Linked DNA regions of Homo sapiens: region 2 is linked to region 1. The links are chromatin loops, found by intact Hi-C in ENCODE. Cell type or tissue: endothelial cell of umbilical vein. All regions are shown on one strand. Links, peaks and the distances in the headings refer to the core of each region. The heading gives the core; the rest is flanking DNA. Region 1 has its middle 160 kb from the start of DSEL-AS1. Region 2 has its middle 150 kb from the start of MIR5011.

Region 1 (5,391 bases), core at 118-5,117:
GAAATATTTTTAAAAAGAAAGTTTACAAATTATGAATTTTGGCTATTGTCTTACTCAACAGCCAAAAAAATATGCTAAATGTAAGAACAGAATTTTAAAAATTAGCTTATATAAATAAATATTTTTGTCTTTACCATACTTCATATCAAAAGAGGATTCTTCAATTTTTGATTAATTAAAGGGAGGCAGAGGCTCTAAATAAATACCTTCTTTCCAAAAGACTTATAAAATAATTCTTATATTTTAAAAGCAGTTAGATTATCTATATTAGTATATTAGATAGGCTATATTGGATGAATTTAACTATAAACTTGCTTTTTGTGTCTACGAATTTTTTTTCAATTTTTCAGAGTAGGTCTGACAAAAAGAATTTCATAACAACATGGATGACAATTTTTGTAGTTAGTTATTTTAAAACCTTAAACTTTATTAATATTCTGTTATTTTCACCATAGTTTATATATAAGAATTCAACAGTGATTACAAATTTTCCCAGATTTGAATAATGCTGTGTTCTACTTCTCAATATTTTTAAGAAAAAAGCAAAAAAGTTTTTTAAAACAAATTATGACATAGGTAGTTTAGAGTGATTAAAAGAAAATACGACTGCTCTTAAGACAATTATTTAATCAACTATTTTTGACTCTTTAGTCATTACAAGTGTGGACTTATTTTTTTTAATTATCTTCTGTTTCCTGAATAGAACAGATCTAGTAAAAACAAACAAATAAACAAACGATTACCCCGGAATTTAGAGTATGCAGAGTAATTTATTTATGCATATGTAATTTATCAAAGTATTTAAAACCATTATCAAATACGACTTTTGACTTTGTCTTACTTATAAATATATGATGGCATATAAATAAAGTCTACTGTGTACACTGTCATATTATAGACATAATTAGTATTGGAGTTTTGACACACGTGGTATAAATAATTTAGACATAAAATTTTGAGAAATTTGAAAGCCATGTCTTTCCTTTAATATACAGAAAGATATACTCATGAAAGAGAGATAATATTAAAATCACCAAAAAATAAAAATGGAATAATATATAAAGGAAAAGTTGTGGTAACAAGGAATTGAAAGATAATCACAAGGATTAACTTTCAGGTGGCTGATGAAATGTGTAACATCATTGGAAAGAAAAGTGTACTAATAGTGCAGTCTTGACCTTTTCAAAGAATTCTACTATCAATGGAAAATCTCTCTCTTATATGGCAAATATTGGATTTTCTCACTGTAAATGACATTTGCCAATAAAGGAACATTAAAAAGTAATAAAAAAATAGTCTCCTGTTCAGTTAACATTGAAATGGAATTTGTAAAACTTAGGGAAAAGTTTTATTGAAGACCTATTTTTAAATGTCTTTTCTGGTTTCCCAGCTCTAAAGTTACCCTCATTCATATTCACCAGAATTTAAACACAAGAATTTTCACATCACATGCACTATTCACACTGAACACTGAAATGTAATGAATGCACTAGCGTTAAATGAACTGTTGTTATATTGTATATAGAAGGATTTTATTTAAATATACATAATATTTTGAATAACAAATTGAACTTGAAATTGAATTTCTAACACTAAAATTTTTATTTGTGTCTCTTATGGTGAATTTGGGGACAAGGAATTGTCCTGTATTGTTCTTGATCTGAGGATTGATCCTGGTTTTTTATTTCACTTTCCACAGAGTTTTCTTCAAACCATGATCTGTGAGTTTTCAGAAGTATGCTCTATTTCTTCAGTTTCACATTTATTAGTAGCCTTTTTGCAACAAATTCTTATTCTTAAGGGGGAAAATTAAAATAAACAGATACATTGCAAATAAACTTCAAAAGACTCATCATTCCTTTTCCAATTTTTGTTTTCTTCTTGAAGTACTTCTAAATATCCTCATCTCCTTAATTCTCAGCCTCTAAATGTATTGTCTGCTTCCTCTAAGTGGTGGCCACATAAATTATCTGAAAGTGCTGTTTCTGCAAGATGGAAGAAACATTTCCTCCCTCGGGAGAATAAAATCCTGACCACACTTTCATAAACACTGTGAAAGGTTTACTCATTGAACAACTTGTTTCTAGTTATTTCTATGCCTTGGGAATTCCCAAAGACCACTCCAATTTTCAGGACAAGGTTTTCAGGTATAAACTATTTTTTCCCTCTGTGGGTGCCGTATACTATTCAGGACATTGGCTGTATTCTTCCACAGCTGTTCGGTAGCTCTTCAATCACACGGAGAAAGAAAATTCTATCATGACCTAAATGAGTCAGCGTGGAATATTTTCTCATTTTCAAAACCATGTGACCTCGCCGGCTTCCAGACTGATTCCATGAGTCATTTTCTGAACAGACACACAGAGGTATGGCCCTGAGTCAGACAGTAATCTTAGAGCCTGATCAAGTCTCAATATTTAGGACAGGCTAACAGCTTTCTCTTTAAGACACAGATTATGAAGTAAAAAATATTATTACCTTAAGTAAACTGATGAGTGATAACAAGAGGAAGCAGAGAGTGTACACATAATCTAAGGGCAGCAGTGAGTTCCAGCAGCAAAGACTGAGGGGTAAATTAGGAACTCCACAAAGTGTCCTCATGAATACATGTTAATGTAACAATATAAGTCGGATGCTATTCCTAAAGCATTATTCATATATTTATTATAGCAAACCAAACTAGATATGTAAGAAAAGGCAAGTCCCACTGTATTAGTCCATTCTCACATTGTTATAAAGAAATACCCAAGACTGGGTAATTTATAAAGGAAGGAGGTTTAATTGACTCACAATTCCACATTGCTGGGGAAGCCTCAGGAAAATTACAATTACAGTGGAAGGTACCTCTTCACAGGGCAGCTGGAGAGAGAAAGAATGCAAGAGGGGAAATGTCAGATGCTTATAAAACCATCAGATCTTTGATGCTGGCATTTCACTATCACAAGAACAGCACGAGGGAAATTGCCCTCATAATCCAATTACCTCCACCAACTCCTGCCCTTGACACACCGGGATTACAAATCAAGATGAGATTTGGGTGGGGACAAAGACCCAAACCATATCATTCTGCCCCTGACCGCTCCAAAATCTCATGTCCTCACATTTCCAAACACAGTTATGCATTTCCAACAATCCCCCAAAATCTTAACTCATTCCAGCATTAACTCAAAACTCCACAGTCTAAATTCTCATCTGAGACAAGGCAAGTCCCTTCTGCCTATGATCCTGTAAAATCAAAAGCAAGTTTGTTACTAAATACAATGGCGGTACAGGAATTGGGTAAATACATCCATTCCAAATGGGATAAATTGGCCAAAATAAAGGGCTACAGGCCCCATACAAGTCCAAAATCCAATAAGGCAGTCATTTAACATTAAAGTCCCGAAATGATCTTCTTTGACTCCATGTCTCACACCTACGCAACGCTGATGCAAGAGGCGGGCTCCCATGGTTTTGAGCAGCTCCACCCCGTGACTTTGCAGGGTAGAGCCCCGCCCCTGGCTGCTTTCAAGGGCTGGCATGAGGCGTCCTTGGCTTTTCCAGGTGCATGCCGCAAGCTGTTGGTAGATCTACCATTCTGGGGTCTGGAGGACAGTGGCCCTCTTCTCACAGCTCCACCAGGCAGTGCCCCAGTGGAGACTCTGTGTGGGGGCTTCAACCCCCCATTTCCCCTCTGCACTGTCCTAGCAGACATTCTCCATGAGGGCACCACCCCTGCAGCAAACTTCCGCCTACAAATCCTCTGAAACCTAGGCAGAGATTCCCAAAGCTCAATTCTTGACTTCTGCGCACCCACAGGCCCAAGGCCACGTGTAAGCTGCCAAGGTTTTGGCCTTGTGCTCTCTGAAACAATGGCTAGAGCCCTACCTTGGCCCCTTTTAGCCATGACTGGAGCTGAAGCAGCTGGGATACAGGGCACCATGTCCCAAGGCTGCACAGAACAGGCAGGACCTGGGCCTGGCCCAGTAAACCATTTTTCTCTCCTAGGCCCCCAGGGCTGTGATGGGAGAGGCTGCTATGAAGGTCTCTGACATGCTCTGGATAAATTTTTTCCATTGTCTTGGTGATTAACATTCAGTTCCCTGTTATTTATGCAAATTTCTAATGCCTTCCCAGAAAGTGGGTTTTTCTTTTCTTTTCCTTTCCTTTTTTTTTTTTTTTTTTTTTTTGAGACAGAATCTCTCTCACCCAGGCTGGAGTGTAGTGGTGCAATCTCAGCTCACTGCAACCTCTGCCTCCCAGGTTCAAGCGATTCTCCTGCCTCAGCCTCCTGAGCAGCTGGTACTACAGGCCTGTGCAACTTCACCTGGTTAATGTTTGTATTTTTAGTAGGGGTTTCACCATGTTGGCCAGGATGGTCTGGCTCTCCTGACCTCGTGATCAACCCACCTCGGCCTCCCAGAATCCTGGGATTACAGGCGTGAGTCACCGTATCCGGCCAGGTTCTCCCCTCCCCTCGTCTCCCCCCTCCCCTCCTCTCCCCCCTCCCCTCCCCTCCCGTCCCATCCCCTCCCCGCCTTTTCTTTTTTGGCAGAGTCTTGCTCTGTCTCCCAGGCTGGAGAGGAGGGGCGCAATCTCAGCTCACTGCAAGCTCCACCCCCTGGGTTCACACCAATTCCCCTGCCTCAGCCTCCCGAGTAGCTGGGACTACAGGTTTTTCTTTTCTATCACATCATCAAGCTGCAAATTTTCCAAACTTTTTTGCTCTACTTCCTTTTGACGTTTTGCTGCTTAAATTTTTTTTTTCCACCAGATATCCTAAATCATCTCTCTCAAGTTCAAACTTCCACAGATCTCTAGGACAGAGTCAAAATGCTGCTAATCTCTTTGCTAAAGCATAGCAAGAGTGACCTTTATTCCAGCTTCTAACAAGTTCTTCATCTCCATCTGAGACCACCTCGGCCTGGACTTTACTGTTCATATCACCATCAGCATTTTGGTCAAAGCCATTTGATAAGTTTCCAGGAAGTTCCAAACTTTTCCACATATCTGTTCTGAGCCCTCCAAACTCTTTCAGCCTCTGCCTGCTACCAAGTTCCAAAGTCGCTTCCACTTTTTTGGGTATCTTTACAGCAGCACCCCACTCTCTGTGGTACCAATTTACTGTATTAGTTTGTTTTCACACTGCCATGAAAAAAATACCCAAGACTGGGTAATTTATAAAGGAGAGAGGTTTAATTGAGTCACAGTTCCATATTGCTGGGGAAGCCTCAGGAAACTTACAATCATGGCGGAAGGCATCTCTTCCTGCCATGGCAGGATGGAGTGAGTGCAAGCAGGGGAAATGACAGATGCGTGTAAACCATCAGACCTCATAAGACTCCCTCATTATCACAAGAACAGCATGGGGGAACCCAGCCCCTTGATGTAATTACCTCCACCTTGTCCTAC
Region 2 (5,391 bases), core at 249-5,248, 130 kb after region 1:
ATTAGCAAACCACATAGAATATTCTGTTCTTCTTCCCGACTCATCATTGGAAGTGTAGAGAGGCTGAGTAATCATTCATCACATTTCTGTAGGAGTAATTTTGGCACCCGAGATTTGAGTATGGATTATGTGACCTTTACTGTGACTTCCAAATCTTGGAACATCTTTCACTGACTCTATTTTTAAATTGTAAGTAATGTAATATTTGCTTCACAATATATCATTGGACTTCAAAAAATGTTTGCATTAAGTTTATGTAATGTAATATTGTTTCCATTCAAGTGAAGAAAACAGTCTTATTGAGGAAGTGTGTGTGTGTCAGGCTCTGTACTTTACATGTCTGATTGATTTTGAACCTTACAACAATGTAACCGAATAGGTAAAATTATCTTAAGAGTAATCCTATAAATTTTAATAACTAACAGTTCCATATAGAAAAGACAGTAATATCCAGAGTAAGAGATAATATATATCTTATTTTTAATTTCTTAAATGACAGAAATATGACTACATAAATTTTATTTTAATATATTTAGTAAAGTTAAGAATTGGGACAAAATTTTAAGCATTAGAAGCCTATCTGCTTGTCTTCTCATAAAACATTTGAGCTTCTTTAGTCTGTTAGTTATTAAATTGGGGTAAATAATTCTTTTAAGGGTTATGTAGTAAAATTTAAACCATTCTCCCTAACTAAATATCAACTAAATATGTTTCTACAAACATATTTTGCTAATGTTGAACATATATATATATGTATTTTTTTTTTTTTTGAGACAGAGTCTTGCTCTGTCGGCCAGGCTGGAGTGCAGTGGCACGATCTCGGCTCACTGCAACCTTCGCTTCCCAGGCTCAAGCAATTCTCCTGCCTCAGCTTCCCGAGTAGTTGGAATTACAGGCATGTGCCACCACACCTGGCTAATTTTTGTATTTTTAGTAGAGATGGGGTTTCACCATGTTGGCCAGGCTGGTCTCGTACTCCTGACCTCAGGTAATCTGCCCGCCTTGGCCTCCCAAAGTGCTGGGATTACAGATATAAGCCACTGCACCTGGCCTCTTTGAAACTATATTAATTCAAAAATTCATACATTACGAAACAAATAATTTAAAATAAGGCAAAAATGATACTCTGATTTTGAAGCTACCTGAAAAATACAGAATACAGGGTTTGGAAGCGTATGGATTTGCCATGGGATAGCAAGCATTAAGAAAACAGTGCTTATTTTGGAATGAATTTAAATTGGGCAGGATAAATCTGACTATAAACTTTTCTTTGTGTGCAAAGCAAAATGCAAACATTTGTAAAATCTCAGTTGCCAAAGGGTGAAAATAAATATAGGTTACTTATTAAAACATTTTAAAGTTATAGGACAGTATAATATAATGAAGTATGTTTTTAACAGAACTGATAAATAGTAAATGTAAAAATCAGTACATTCTATTTTAGGGATTTAAAATAAATGTATTTTCCACACTATTGGAAATTATAAGACAAGGAAGACAACAGGATAGAATTTTCAGGTTAACAAACATAATATGTCAGGGCATAGAGGAACGGGCATCGGCTTTATACTGTTGGACTTGAAGCTTACCCACTCACTATTCAACCTTTATGACCTCCTTGTGCTGCAGACTAATTGGGAGTCTAAACACATGTGACAGGCTTCAGGTAACAGGACAATCAAAGCAATGAGAGGGATTTAAAAAAAAATTCAGTGTTATAAAAATATGTGTTCCTACTGGGACATCAAATGTAATTAGTGCTTCTTACACTTATTTTATGGGTTAATTATTTTATTTTGTTTTTAAATTTTTTTAGGGATGAGGTCTTGCTATGTTGCACAGGCTGATCTCAAACTCCTGGCTTAAAGTGATCCTCCTGCCTCAGCCTCTCAAATAGCTGGGATTACAGGCAGGAGCCACCACGACTGGCTTCTTTTTAATATTTTGATTCCACATGGTATGTGGAAGTTTACACAGTAATTCTTCCACTGCTTAGAGATTCTAAACATCTTAATTATTTTATGTGATCTTCAGTGACCTAATTTTTAAAATTGAGAAAATAACATCTTCCTTGCGTATTTGAAATAATAACTAGGTAACCTATTTAATTTGCAGTATTTGGCCTATAGTGTATACATAACAATTTATACTTTCCCAAATCTCTTGGACTACAAAAAATTATGTAGAATATTTAATGAGAGTTGATAGACATTGACTATTCAATAAATCAAAGGTCTGGTTCAAATCATAGTTTCAGATAGCGTTGTTTTAGAGTTTAATAGCAACATCCATCCTTCTCTCTGACGTTCAGAATTCATTGAGCAACAGCTGGCAATTAGCCTTATGGGTATTAATTTTTAATTTATGACTACAAACATCTGTTTGCAGGACATGGCTTACCTGCATAACAACTTTGTGTACTGCAGTATACTGCCACGAAATTGAAATGAGCTGCCAAACTGTGCTTATCCTTTTGGAAGACTAGGACCACCTTCTTCTGGGAGCTTATCAATGGGAAATTAGAGAAAATTTTCCTCATGCAGATAGATCAGATGAGACAGGGAGGGAGGGAGAGACAGACAGAGAGAGATATATATATATATAGAGAGAGAGAGAGAGAATTACTAAATTAGAACAAGCTCTTTAGGTGAAAAGAAGTCATCATCAGTCCTGTTGGATTTCACAATGGCTTTAAAAATATGCTTGTTTTGGGAAGCAAATATTGCATAATTGTATGAATCCTTGCTTGGAGAATTAGCAATATGATATGACTTCTAATAATTTCCTTATGTAATTTTTTGCTAACGGTTGGCATTATTATATTAATTTTATGCCAATTTCAGTCACTATAATTCAACTCAATATAATGTGAACTGGAAAGCAAGGGATAATACTCAAAAGTAATAATCCTTTCCCCTTGAGTGAATCACTGTACTTTGTGACATTTGGATTGTGTACAGAATTCGTCAGTTTTAATCTCTTCAAATTTATTCTAGAAATTTGTTCAGGAATTTTAATCTCAAAGACAGGACTTCGAGATTTTCTTCTTTAGAAGAGGAAATGCGCTTTATTATAAACGACTTATTTCAGCTTTTAACTGTAGCAAGATATCTTGTTTGAATTTAATTTAAAGTCAAATAATGTCTTGGCATTATTTTTACACTGAAGAGTATCATTTATTGCTTGTTAAACCTGAAAGGAGGATTCAAAATTCTCTGAAATCCAACCAGTCTTTTTGTCTTACAAATGACTAAACAATTGAGAAACGTTGACTTGCAAATGATCACATAACGGCAGCTGTATGGCAACAGATCTGATTTCTGACTCAGGGCAGTGCAATTTCTCCCATTGTCTTCCTTTTTCTTCCCTTCCTGTTATTCAGACAGTTATGTGTATGTGCAACGCTGTGCTGCAATGCTTGGCTCATTTTCGTACATCAGATTTGCATGGAATAGAAGGACACAGTTCATTTTCACTGCATTCAACCTTCAAAAGGAAAATGAAAATGCTAGATAATAAGCAGAATTTTCTGGTAGCATAGACTTAACGGGAGCTATCAAATAAACCTATCGTGGAAATTACTCTGTTTTCTTATCATTAGCTTCCGCCTTCAACTTACCACGCTCCCTGTCATTAAAGTGGTCAGCCTGGAACACAGTAGTGAACTTCTGGTAAAGTAATTAAAGGAGTTATTTCACTCTTTGTGTGTAAGTCCCAGCTCACTACAAGTTAAGCTTCACGTCTATGTGGTCTAATTGACCTTGTACACGAACTTATTTGCGGTTTGGGAACAAATGCTCACGTGATGGCAATATATTATTTAGAGAATAATATTTACTGAGACTTTAATTTCTCTATATAAAAGAGGAGGGGAAACATAACTTTGGGGACTTTAATTTCTCTATATATCAAGGTGTTAAAGATGCATTGATGTTCATTTGCTAAGATTTACAGTGCAGTAGATTATGGCCATTTGAGAGGAACCATATCATTTAGGCTATGCTCTCACAAATTGCACAGTCCATAAAAACAATTGATGAAGTAACTCAGCTCCATTTGATTAGAAAAAGGACAAAAATGATGTGGCTATTTATTTTCCTGGTGTACCGTTTGAAGAATAATTTTAAATAAACTTAAGTTTTGTCTAGATAGAAATCAGGCGCTTCATAGGCCAAGATCAGTATGATATTAAGAAAGATAGTAAGGGTGGGGCGCAGTGGCTCATATGACATGAAGAAAGATATTAAGGGTGGGGGGCGGTGGCTCACGCTGTAATCCCAGCACTTTGGGAGGCCGAGGTGGGTGGATAACTTGAGGTCAGAAGTTCAACACCAGCCTGGCCAACATGGCGAAATCCCATCTTTACCCCAAGTACAAATATTAGCCTGGCGTGGTGGGGTGCGCCTGTAGTCCCAGTACTCCGGAGGCTGAGGCAGGAGAATCACTGGAACCCAGGAGGCAGAGACTGCAGTGAGCCGAGATCATGCCAGTGCACTATAGTCTGGGCAACAGAGAGAGATTCCATCTCTGAAGGCAGGCAGGCAGGAAAGGAGGGAGGGAGGGAGGAAATACACCTCTTACATTTCTCCTTAGAGACATCAATATCTCTACCCTTAAAAAATGGCTTTTATACTCACTGAATTAAGAGAAAACAAAAAATCAAAACAAAAATAAGCGAATTTATCAAATTACCCTCCCCAAATGTCACTCTCAAGTAGGAAGACATTTTGTACAACTTGGTGATAGTCAAGACATTAAGAAGTTCTCTGGCGTTAAGAAGGAAACCTTTGCACAAGTGGCACATATATTTAGAAAAACAATCATTTGAGTCTCTCTCTTTCATGAATTTAGTATAAGAGTATGTTTGGAAAATTTCCTTAGTTGTCGAGTGATGCACATTTCCAGTTTTTTGTTTTAAATAAATCCAGGAGTTAAAGCTAGGATAAAAGTCTAGCCAATTAATCTAGTGAAGAACAAAGAATTTCTTATTTCCCCAGGTAGTCTGACTCTGATCACCGGAAATAAAGTTCTATACTGAAATTGAGGAGCAATAAACCAACAAGTAAGGAGAGATTACTTTACATAGCCATCTCCTGAATATAGATACTCTACTTGAAATTTCTGTGGATTAGTGGGTGACTGATACAAGACACATAATATGTGTTGATGCATCAATCCCAAACACTAAACCTTTCTCATCTTTTGAAACTCAGCTCATAATTTCAATTAAGAACACTTAAGATTTGTGACACATAATCTGGTAAAGCAGTTCTCCAGTTGGTGGCACTCATAGATCTCTAGGCAATCACTAGAGAGTCTTTTGGGGGCAAACAGATCTGTCAAAATAAAATGTAAATTTTTTTTTCTGTGCATTTTCCTAGGAAAAAAATT

The links. Peaks named below come from ENCODE experiments on the same cell type or tissue, not always from the same donor. Only the 100,000 strongest peaks of a DNase experiment are listed, where the experiment ranks them.
Region 2: a loop joins it to region 1, with 4 times the contacts of the local background. A loop is called at or near these places in 1 of 110 quality-filtered maps.

What each region holds. Positions count from the first base shown.
Region 1 is chr18:67,357,264-67,362,654 of GRCh38, reverse strand. No RefSeq gene overlaps it. Among named protein-coding and RNA genes, the nearest start is that of DSEL-AS1, 160 kb to the left of the region's middle. In endothelial cell of umbilical vein, for the core only: no CTCF peak of the experiment used is centred there; a DNase peak (open chromatin) is centred at 2,304; H3K4me3 peaks cover 261 bases; H3K27ac peaks cover 1,945 bases.
Region 2 is chr18:67,230,515-67,235,905 of GRCh38, reverse strand. No RefSeq gene overlaps it. Among named protein-coding and RNA genes, the nearest start is that of MIR5011, 150 kb to the right of the region's middle. In endothelial cell of umbilical vein, for the core only: no CTCF peak of the experiment used is centred there; a DNase peak (open chromatin) is centred at 3,355; H3K27ac peaks cover 1,882 bases.